Regions from separate parts of the Mus musculus genome. Here regions 2 and 3 are each linked to region 1. Evidence: chromatin contacts called from ENCODE Hi-C or POLR2A ChIA-PET data. All regions are on one chromosome and are shown on one strand. Each heading gives the region's core, a stretch centred on a gene start or an enhancer-like site at or near the end of the contact. The rest is flanking DNA. Distances are from core to core; before and after follow the strand shown. Region 1 holds the start of Smarcal1 (SWI/SNF related matrix associated, actin dependent regulator of chromatin, subfamily a-like 1). Region 2 holds the start of Mreg (melanoregulin). Region 3 holds the start of Tmem169 (transmembrane protein 169).

Evidence for each region. A loop is a pair of places that touch in the nucleus more often than their neighbours do. ChIA-PET counts read pairs that join two places held with the same protein, here RNA polymerase II (POLR2A).
Region 2: a map of v-Abl transformed pro-B cells shows a loop between it and region 1 (3-fold over the local background). The contact joins the promoter of Mreg here to the promoter of Smarcal1 in region 1. A Hi-C loop is called at or near these places in 2 of 37 maps with a recorded cell type or tissue (both v-Abl transformed pro-B cells). POLR2A ChIA-PET finds 5 or more read pairs at or near these places in 2 of 5 experiments (both embryonic stem cell).
Region 3: a map of regulatory T cell shows a loop between it and region 1 (3-fold over the local background). The contact joins the promoter of Tmem169 here to the promoter of Smarcal1 in region 1. A Hi-C loop is called at or near these places in 1 of 37 maps with a recorded cell type or tissue (regulatory T cell). POLR2A ChIA-PET finds 5 or more read pairs at or near these places in 1 of 5 experiments (embryonic stem cell).

What each region holds. Positions count from the first base shown.
Region 1 is chr1:72,581,477-72,584,747 of GRCm38, forward strand. Smarcal1 (SWI/SNF related matrix associated, actin dependent regulator of chromatin, subfamily a-like 1) reads left to right here and starts at 1,775. Exons shown (of 17, transcript NM_018817.2): 1 at 1,775-1,962.
Region 2 is chr1:72,210,504-72,213,774 of GRCm38, forward strand. It overlaps Mreg (melanoregulin), which reads right to left and starts at 1,804. Exons shown (of 5, transcript NM_001005423.2): 1 at 1,514-1,804. The coding sequence starts at 1,608.
Region 3 is chr1:72,282,853-72,286,123 of GRCm38, forward strand. Tmem169 (transmembrane protein 169) reads left to right here and starts at 1,521. Exons shown (of 3, transcript NM_175564.4): 1 at 1,521-1,614. Pecr (peroxisomal trans-2-enoyl-CoA reductase) reads right to left here and starts at 1,469. Exons shown (of 8, transcript NM_023523.6): 1 at 1,241-1,469. The coding sequence starts at 1,364. Gm51631 (a long non-coding RNA gene) reads right to left here. Exons shown (of 3, transcript XR_003947863.1): 3 at 1,646-1,896.

The sequences.
Region 1 (3,271 bases), core at 525-3,024:
GTGCTGGCTAATTAGTAGCTGTTCACACTGTGAAGCAGGAAATGGATGCTGAGTAGTAGGGAAAACCAAAGATATAAGATTTACCTCAAATACTAGCTGTAAGTGTTGCAGCTCTAAGGAAAAAGGCTCTGCTACACAAGTTCTTATAGCTGCCTGGAAAGATTCCCCAATGCAAGTGTTATAGCTCTGCTCCAGAAGGGGATAGTTCTCCAGGCAAAGTGTTTTGCCAAAGCTCTGCTCTGTCCAAAATGTTACAGCTCTGAAGGGAAAGGAATCCTGGCAGTTGGGAATACCACAGAGTCACACCACACAACAAACTTGCCACAATAGACTTCTTGGAAGGTGGGAACTCAGGAGGGCAGCTGCCTCTGCTCCAGTGAGAAGCAGCAAAGGACTGGGCAGAATGCAGGGTTTATATAGGATTTCTAGAGGGTGGGTGGGATTTCCAGAGTGGCCTGGGACTCAAGGATTGGTGGGATTTTTTTTTCCTTGTAGGGTGGGGCTTGAACCCTCTCCAGCTACACTGGTACAACCACTAGTGACATCTGCAGGGCAGAGCCTGGCCACTTGTGTGCCTTGAGGGTTTATAACCTTTACAAAGTATACTTTTACAAGAGTTCAGGCACTGAAAGCCTTCCCCTGCCCCTTGAGTTGGCATGAATAGCCAACACTAGCAACATTCCTCTTCCTCCTGTTGTGGGCTGCTATTTTGATAGCTCCTGTGTTCATGATATCTTACTGCAGTCCACCTCATCGTCTCTTCTTATTAAAAAACACATCACATTTCCCTAAATGTCTGGTCATTTCCCCAATTAACTCTGTATTCAGAGATCTATCTCTTTGCAATGAGCTCTGTTTGAAAACAGAATCGTTTCAACCTTTCCGTGTACGCTGATGATAGAAGAATATTATATTCAACCATTGGAGGACAGAAAGAATGCTGTGCTCAGAAATGGAGTCAAGTAACCTTGATAGTATCTGATAGATGGGAGGGCTTTGGAATCAGAATAACAAAGTAGCTAAATACAGCCTGGAGAAAATTGTGGACCAGTCCTAGTTCCGTTTTCTCATTTATAAAATGAGGATAATGGAGCTGGGTGTGTGGTGCACAACTTTAATCGCACTCCAGAGAAGGATCTCTGTCAGTTTTAGGCCAATGATACATGTTAAGATCCTGCCTTTTGAGGAAAAAAAAAAAAAGATATAATAATAATCTTATGATGGTGCAAGTCTGTAGGAGGTGGAGGCAGGAAAGACATCCTCTGGTACAGGGTGAGTTCTTAGACAAGTCTGGGTTACATGAGTTACTGTCTATGTTTCATAGGTTGTAGTTCGGATTAACTTAAGTTCCTATTAATGATCAGCACGCTGACTGATGGAGGCTCTAAAAATTTCAATTCCTCTTTGGTCTAGGAAAGCAGATACTCAGCAGCGGCTGGGGCTTATAAGGACGGCACTATTAGAAACGGGTGTGCCAGGAAAATCTTTATTAAGTATCAAATCAATCTGGCTGTCTGACATGTCTGGAGACACCCCTGACACTGAACGCTCAGCCTTCCTTACGCCTGATTAAATGTTTGGAGAAACTGAGAGCTACAACTCCCAGGGTGCACCACACCTTGACCCGCCCACAACGTTACGCCTCTCAAATTCACCAACCTCCAATGGGCAGGCTTTCCGATTCAAACTACAAACCCCAGAAGGCCCTACACCAAGTGTACTATCACCCACAATTTATGACCGGGATCTGCGGCCGTACTGGCTGTTGGGAAATGTAGTTCGACGGTGGCCGAGCCATTCAAATGCCAATGGCCCGCTCCAAGATGGGTGAAATTGTAGCGCTTGAATTCTAGTTCCTCTAACAGTCCAACCAGAAGCGAAAACTGCCTAGGCAAGGCTCTGAAAGACGCTCCTGGTCTAGGGCTGTTCTGCTAAGGTGCCTCACCTTACTGGCCTCGCTAGGTAAGAAAGTGGGCTGCGAAGGAGGTAGCAGCATTGGAGACGGACGAGACCAAATACGGCAAGAGGAGGGAGCAGTGGGGACGGGAAGATCCAAGTGGAAATGCTAGAGGCAAAGTGGGGCGGGGCGTCCCCTTTTCTCAGGCACCCAGGATGTGCACAGGAAGGGAAGGGAAGCCCAGGTCTCAGCAAAGAGGAATGTCTATGTGGTGGTGTGCATTTGTGGTTTATGGTTTATTAGTTGGACCTCTCATTCCGTGGTCTCATCTCCCCAACTGGGTCAGTCAGCATACTAGGCCTTGGTAGGTATAACCCTAGTTGAATACAAGGCTGAGAGTTTTCATTGCTGCTGGCTGGCAGGCTTGAGTGTAACATCTGTGAGAGGAGATGTTTTGGGGTGCTTTGTCTAAAGGGAGTCTTAGCAAGGATTAAAATGTAAACCCTCTGAAGTCAAGAGTCTAGAGCTTTCTTTGACGGCTGGCGGTGCTACTGGAGTATTTCCTATGTTACAATCATTATAATATAAAAGTAACTTTTATCCTGTTGTAGTTGTCTGGGAGGCTCACTGCCTCCATCTGCTAACCTAGGCCTAGTCCTGGAAGCTTCTAGCCTCCTTATATTCTGATCTGGGCCTTGAATGTTTTCAGCCCCTTGAGACTTGCTGCTGAATAAACTCACCCTTTCGTGTTTTTTCTGAACTCTAGCTGGCTGGTTCAACTCAGCTGTTCTGGCTCAGACTTCTTTCCCCAGCTGACTGATTCAGTCTGGCTTTTCTCTCCGCCTCTGAATTGCTCTGTTTGGTCTCAAACTCTAGGAATCTGGTTCTAATCTTCTGGCTCCTTCTCATTCTCTTGCTCATTCTATCTTTACCTGTGTCTGACCTGTTCTTTCTTCAGCCTGTCTCTGTAAAGCTCTCCCGGTAAAACTGCCTCCGCCTCCCTCTCTGCTGCTCTACTCTTTCTCTCAACTCTACCGTATCCTGTGCTGTACTCTCTCCTCCTGCACTGTCTGTCTCTCCCTTAAGTGGCTTCCCGTTCCTCATGAGAGTTGGGCATATCCTATTCTGTCAAATCTTTCTGATTCTCGTCACTTTGTCTGCCACTCAATTAGACATCGTTTTCAACATGGGTGCTTTCTCCTACAAACTAACTTTACCTTCATTGTTTTGGAGTCAAAGGTGAGTACTAAAGGCATATCTGTATTCCAGCCAGAGGGAATGTGTCAAGGGCTGGGCCAAACCCTAACTAGAAACTCAAGTTCAACTATCCTGTAACATTATAAGGTAGTGCTATTTGGGTAAGGCTTAAGTCAG
Region 2 (3,271 bases), core at 554-3,053, 370 kb before region 1:
AAATCTACACGGTTAGCTTTTGCTGTTTAAATTAAAGATAGGTAATTTAGATTTCTCCAAGCCCAAAGTAATCTCAAAATCTAAGTGAGAGGGCTATTAGCAAAAACAACCAAACATAGTATGGTAGCCGGGAGGGGTGGTGAACGCCTTTAATCAGATCACCCAGGAGGCAAACGGATCTCTGAGTTAGAGGTCAGCCAGGTCTACATAGTAAGACAGAGTGTGTGTGTGTGTGTGTGTGTGTATTTGTGTGTGTGTGTGTGTGTGTGTGTGTGTGTGTGTGTGTGTGTGGTGCCTTGGGTATCTAGATATATTTCATGAAACACCTCACCAGATAACAAGATGATAATTCCAAGTCCTGACTCGCAAAAGGGAGATGAAAAGGGGCCACAAGGCCACTTTAGGAAAGGGTAGAAGGCAAAAGGTCACCATTGGCCAGGAGCTTGGAGGGACTAAGAGTAGATTGTTCCTACAGGGGCAAGTACATCCTGCTTAATGCGCTGGAAAATAAGAGCAGACAGGCAGGATGGGTTATGTAACTCTGCAAAGTCAGGGGAAGTGTCTGGACTTGACAGAGTAGGGCAAGGTAAAGCCATGCTTTGCTGCTTCTGCCAGAGTTGTGCAAGCAGGATTGGATTCGTTGCGTGTCCCTTAAGGAAGGGGTCCTGGCTTCTGCGCTTGTTCACCAAGCCTAGAATTCCACCCTACATCCTGTGCCCTAATTTCAATTCTGTTCCCTGGGGCACGACTTGGTGGGACCTCATTCGATAAGGTTAACCTGGCATGGTGGAACTTAATTTCAGCAAACTCACGATAGGGAGGAAGAAAAAAACAAAAAACAAAAAACCAACATTTTAAGGAAAAATAAAAATCACAGTCCTATCTCTTCTCTCTCTAGGAGCCGGCAACCACGCTTGGGTATGTCTTATTTCTGAGTGCCTTTTTCTTCTACCCCTCGTGCTTATACGTATATTAAAGTATCGCTTTAGGGGAAAAAAAAAAAAAGTCAAGCAAAGCTGTGCACAGGGTTCCTTCACAAAGCCTCTTAGCACATTAGCTAATGAGCATTAAATGTCCCCACATTTCAGTTTAAACCCCCGAACAGTCAATTGGCTGTCACTGGTACAGCACGCATAGTTTTATCACGAGAAAGATTTCCTCAGTCACTGAAATCGACTTCTTTCGGTCATGACATTGGAAGAGATAGCCAAACTTTTTTTTTTCATCTCAGTGCCAAGGAAACCCACGCTCGTCCGTCTCATCCGATGAGACCCCCTCTGGAAACTTCTCTTCCCGGCCCTTTCCCCTGCAGCAGTCAGTGGCGTTTCCCAGGGGCATCCGCTGCCTCCGAGGAGCCACACAAAATCTGAACCAAGGATCCGGAGCTTAAATCGTCTTGTGCGAGACCGGGGCCGAGGGGGGCCGGGTGGCACCGCGGTGTGACCTCACAGCACCCCTTCCCCGGTTCAGACGACACCCGGGTCCCCACCCCGCGAGGCGGCCCGATACGCACCTGACCAGCGGCTCCTTCTCGGGCCGCGCGGGCTCCTCCAGGCACCGGCACGGGCAGCAGCAGCAGGCGCTCCGTAGCCAGCGGCGCAGCCCCATGGGGAGCGAGGCCCGGCGCCGGGATCCCGGAGCCGGGCGCGCGATGGCGGCGGGGACGCGGGGACGGGGACAGGGACGGCCGCGGCGTCACGGGCCGGGCCGTGCGCATCACGCCGCGGCCGGCCGTGGGGACGCGAGCTGCGCGTTTGCCGCGGGAGCTTTTCCCTCTCTCTTTTAATTCCCCGGGTGCCGCCCGAGCGCATGCGTCCTGCGACGCCCACGGCTGCCCTCTAGGGAGCGAGCGCGCTCCAGGCGCCCCGCAGAACCCCGGAGGTGACCGCTGAGCAGCAGGGGTCTGCTGCGCGTGGCCGAACCCAACTGTCCTTTTAATTGGCTTCTCTGCAAAGGAAATGGTCTCCCACAATACACGCTTTGTAAAAGTTTTTTTATTTTTTCAAACTTCCAGCCCTTGAACACTCTTAGGGGAAAAAAAAAAAGCAACCGCTTGTGAGTTCTACAACTGTTATATTACAAGAGATTTATTTTTGTAAATTACAATGTGAGTGCTGGGAACAGAATCCTGTCTTGTGTAGCGCCATCTACCTCACCAGCCCCCAGAAATCCCACTTTTGTTTTTTTATGTCCAAGCAGCAGATTACCGCACCAAATGTTTGTGGTTTTGTTTTGTTTGGGGTTTTGTTTGTTTGTTTGTTTTTATCTTTTGAAATTAAAACATTGCATTGCCCCACCCACCCTCACCATTCCCTTTCTCCCTCCAACCCTTCCCATGCACACATTTTTGTGCCTGGCTCTTTTCACTGATGTCATGCAGACTGTATGTGTATCTTTCTGTCTTCCTAACGCAGACCTAATCTTACCGATGCCAGTGTTATTTAACCAGACCGTGAACATAATGGTGAACATGTTAACCAATCCCAGCCTTTTGTACTGAGGGCTGCAGTGCACATCCTTGAACTGCTGCACTTGGGAGCTTCTACACCAACTGAATAAAGATGTGGCAGTCGACTTGCTGTGTCATAAGATGCCCCTTTAATTTTTTTTTTAAAAAAGATTTATTTTATACATATGTGAGAACACTGTAGCTGTGTTCAGACACACCAGAAAAGGGCATTGGATCCCATAACAGATGGTTGTGAGCCACCATGTGGTTGCTGGGAATTGAAATGAGGACCTCTGGAAAAGCAGTCATTGCTCTTAACCACTGAGCCATCTTTCCAGTCCACCCCTTTAATTTTAATGAATCCTGCCAAATTGCTTTCCAGTGTGCAATTCAAATTTAGACTCTGGCATACAAACCCTATACTCAATATAAAATACAAGGTGTGATCGCCCAGGGAGTGTCACTATCAGAAAGTGTGGCCCTGTTGGAGTAGGTGTGTCACTGTGGATGTGGGCTTTAAGACCCTCATCCTAGCTGTCTGGAAGCCAGTATTCTGCTAGCAGCCTTCAGATGAAGATGTAGAACTCTCAGCTCCTCCTGCACCATGCCTGCCTGGATAATAAACTGACCCTCTGAACCTGTAAGCCAGCCCCAATTAAATGTTGTCCTTAGAAGAGTTGCCTTGGTCATGGTGTCTGTTCACATCAGTAAAACCCTAAAGCAGAAGGTGTTTTGCTTCTTTGTCTTGCCTTTGCCAGTCTGATTTACTTGAGAAGTATTTAAGCTATGTGTGAGGCATGTTTTAGGATGGGGATACAGCAG
Region 3 (3,271 bases), core at 271-2,770, 300 kb before region 1:
TTTTTTTTTTTTTAATAATTCCTCCTCCCAGGGGAAGTTTCCTGGTGGAAGACAGGCTGGAAGTAATGGTAAAGTGCAAACTGCAATACTGTCTTGTTTTTTTTTTTTGCAGTGTACTGCTGATAAGATAAAGTCAATCATTTCTCCATGTATTTATTTCTTGTGTTAGTTCAGCATGGAATGTCAAGGCCAAATCATTTCTCATTTGTTCCACTTGATGTCAGATTTTTAAAAATCTACTTGTCAGGGCTGGAGAGACGGCTCAGCAGATAAGAGATCTGTCTGCTCTTCCAGAGGTCCTGAGTTCAATTTCCAGCAACCATATGGTAGCTCACAACCATCTGTAATGGGATCTGATACTGTCTTCTGGTGTGTCTGAAGACAGCTACAGTGTACTCATATACATAAAATAAAATTTTAAAAATCTTTAAAAAAAATCTACTTGTCAAAGCTCTTTGCACAATACAAGCGTCGTGTTGGAAATACTTTTCAAATATGCCTTTATAAACTTTGCACTCTTCCTTCTTACCCACATCTTCGAGGCAGGGTTTCTTTGTGAAACCTCGACTGACTTGGACCTCGATCTGTAGACCAGGCTAGCCTGAAACTCACAGAGATCCACCTGTCTCTGCCTCTTGAGTGCTGGAATTAAAGTCATATGTCACCACCACCTGGGAACAGTTTGCTTTGGGTTAAGAGTAAACCCAAAACCCGGACATGGTGGCGCACGCCTTTAATCCCAGCACTCGGGAGGCAGAGGCAGGCGGATTTCTGAGTTCGAGGCCAGCTGGTCTACAAAGTGAATTCCAGGACAGCCTGGGCTAATAAAAAGAAACCCTGTCTAGAAAAAAACAAAAAAAACAAAACAAAATAACAAAAAAAAGTAAACCCAAAGAAGATGCACATTCTCACATATTTAAATATTAAATGTAACTATTTTCTTCTTGATGGCTTCCTTGTGCGTGTGTTTACGTGATCATTCTAAGTTTAATAACTTTTCCTTTTTCTTGCTTTTAGCACAGGGGACGTGAGAAGAAAATCTGATCAGGGCCTCTCAACATTTCTCGGCTATTCGGAATAAAACCTCTGTTATTTCGTTTTCCCTCATTGCTCAGCTCTGCAGACCGGAGCTTTGCAACCTCTTCCCGGTCCGCCAGCACTCCCCTCTGTCTCTGAACCCAGTTTACCCGAGCTGGACCTCTGCGGACACTAGCCCAGCCCCAGAGGCCTGCTCACGTACCCAGGTGCAGGAGCTCCCGGGAGACGGCTTTTCCAATGCCTGTGCCCCCGCCGGTGACCACGGCCACTTGGTTCTTCAGCAACCCGGCCGCTAGGTAGCTCTGACCAGTCTTCCAAGAGCCCATGGCCACAAAGTGTCTGTCTCTGAGTTCTTGCTAAAGCTAGACCACGTGTTCCTCAGAAGTAGCTCTATTAGTAGCAGTCCTTGGCCACGTAACCAAACAGACCCCGCCCCTAAGTCCGCGTGGTCCCGCCTCAGGCCCCGCCCAGGCCCCGCCTTCGCGGCGCGCTAGGCCTCCTCCCAGAGCTGGACCGCTCCTGGCGGCCGCCCGCAGCCGTCTGCATCCTCAGCTTCCCTCCTGGGTCCCAGTGAAGGTGTGGGTGAGACTCCTCGTTCGATTTTTTTCATATTTATTTTTAAATGTCGGTGACATTGGGGGGAAACGACAGAGGAATGAAAAGAGAGTGAGAAAGAACGAAATGGGAAGGATATTTTCTGTTCTGAAAATCCAATCCTTGGGGCCATAGCTCCCACCGTTAATTAAAATTACATCTCCAGAGCATCTGTGTAGAGAAAGGCTGCAGGTCTGGGCCCTCGCAGTACCGATCTGCAACAGACATCTGGCTGTCTGGGCTTCAGCAGCTGTGTGCAGAGGGCTAGGAAGTGGGGAAAGGCTTAGGTTAGCTGAAGGGAAGCCATCCAGGTCCCAGATCCCTTCTTCTTCAGGGAGGGAGTCGAAAGGGAGGAGGGGGTGGGGCAGGAGAGGGCACACAGTTGCAGTTATCCACAGAGCCTAAATAATGAATGATTAAACAAAATGATTTTAGGCCACCCTCACCTCATTCTCAGTGCCCCACCCAGAAATGAAAAAAAAAAGCACCCTTCCATAGATTTGAGACCTGGTCCGTTTCATCTGGGTTATATAGCAGCAGATAAAGATGAATCGTTGCATGGTTCTTGTAAGATTCATTTCTAGGTTTATGGTTTTGGAACCTGCCTTTTAGCTCCTACCTTCAGCAAGGAACTTATCAGCTCCCAGTTGGTTCCAAGGAACAATTTATTGTTCACATTCTGTTTGTTTTGAATTAATTATTATTATTAATTTTTTTTTGAGACAAGGTCTCTCTCTCTATAGCCCTGGCTGTCCTGGAACTCACTATGTAGATCAGGTTGGCCTGGAACTTAAGAGATTCCCCCTGCCTCTGCCTACTGAATGCTGGGATTAAAGGCATGGGATACCATGCCCTGCCCTTCTGTTTGTTCATTTAAAAATTAACATTACATATGTGTGTGTGTGTGTGTGTGTGTGTGTGTGTGTGTGTGTGAGAAGACGAATTGCAGGAGTCAGTTCTCTTCTTGTACCGTATGGGTGCCACCAGGGATTGAACCCCATCATCAAGCGCAGCAGCAGCAGCCTTGCCCTCTTAGCTCTTTTCTGTTTATCTCTTTCCTTATGTCGGACTATGCTAGGTCATTGGTCTTAATCCAGGACAACAGTCTTTCTAACTTTGCCGGGGGTGCTCTGTTTTCCCTTTTCCAGTCAACAAATGCCATTTGTGTCTGTTTGGGGAGGTGGCGGTTGGAGCCACTACTTAAAAAATTCACAGAGAGAAGTGAAGTTAGACACTGGGTCTCTCGCACCAGCCAGACTGCAGTTCTGAGAGCACCTCTAGGCCCTCCACCTCCCTGGCCTTCTCTGACCTCTTTTTAGAAGCACTTCCCTCTCCAGCTTAGCTGCTGATGGATTCCAACCAGCACGCAGAAAGGAAGAGCTAAAGCTCTCTGGCTGTTTTTGTCTGGGAAGTCCATCAAGAGCTCTGGTAGCCGTCTGTTTATGTCAGTTATGTGATCATGAACACATTAAAAAATGGCACCACTGTAACCTCTTTTTAAAAATAATTCTTTTGTGTGTGTGTGTGTGTGTGTGTGTGTGTGTGTGGTGTATTTGTGTGTGTATGTGTGTTCCTGTTGAAGCCAGAGGAGATTGCTGGATATCCTTCTTTAGCATTGTCAGCCCTATAATCCCTTGAG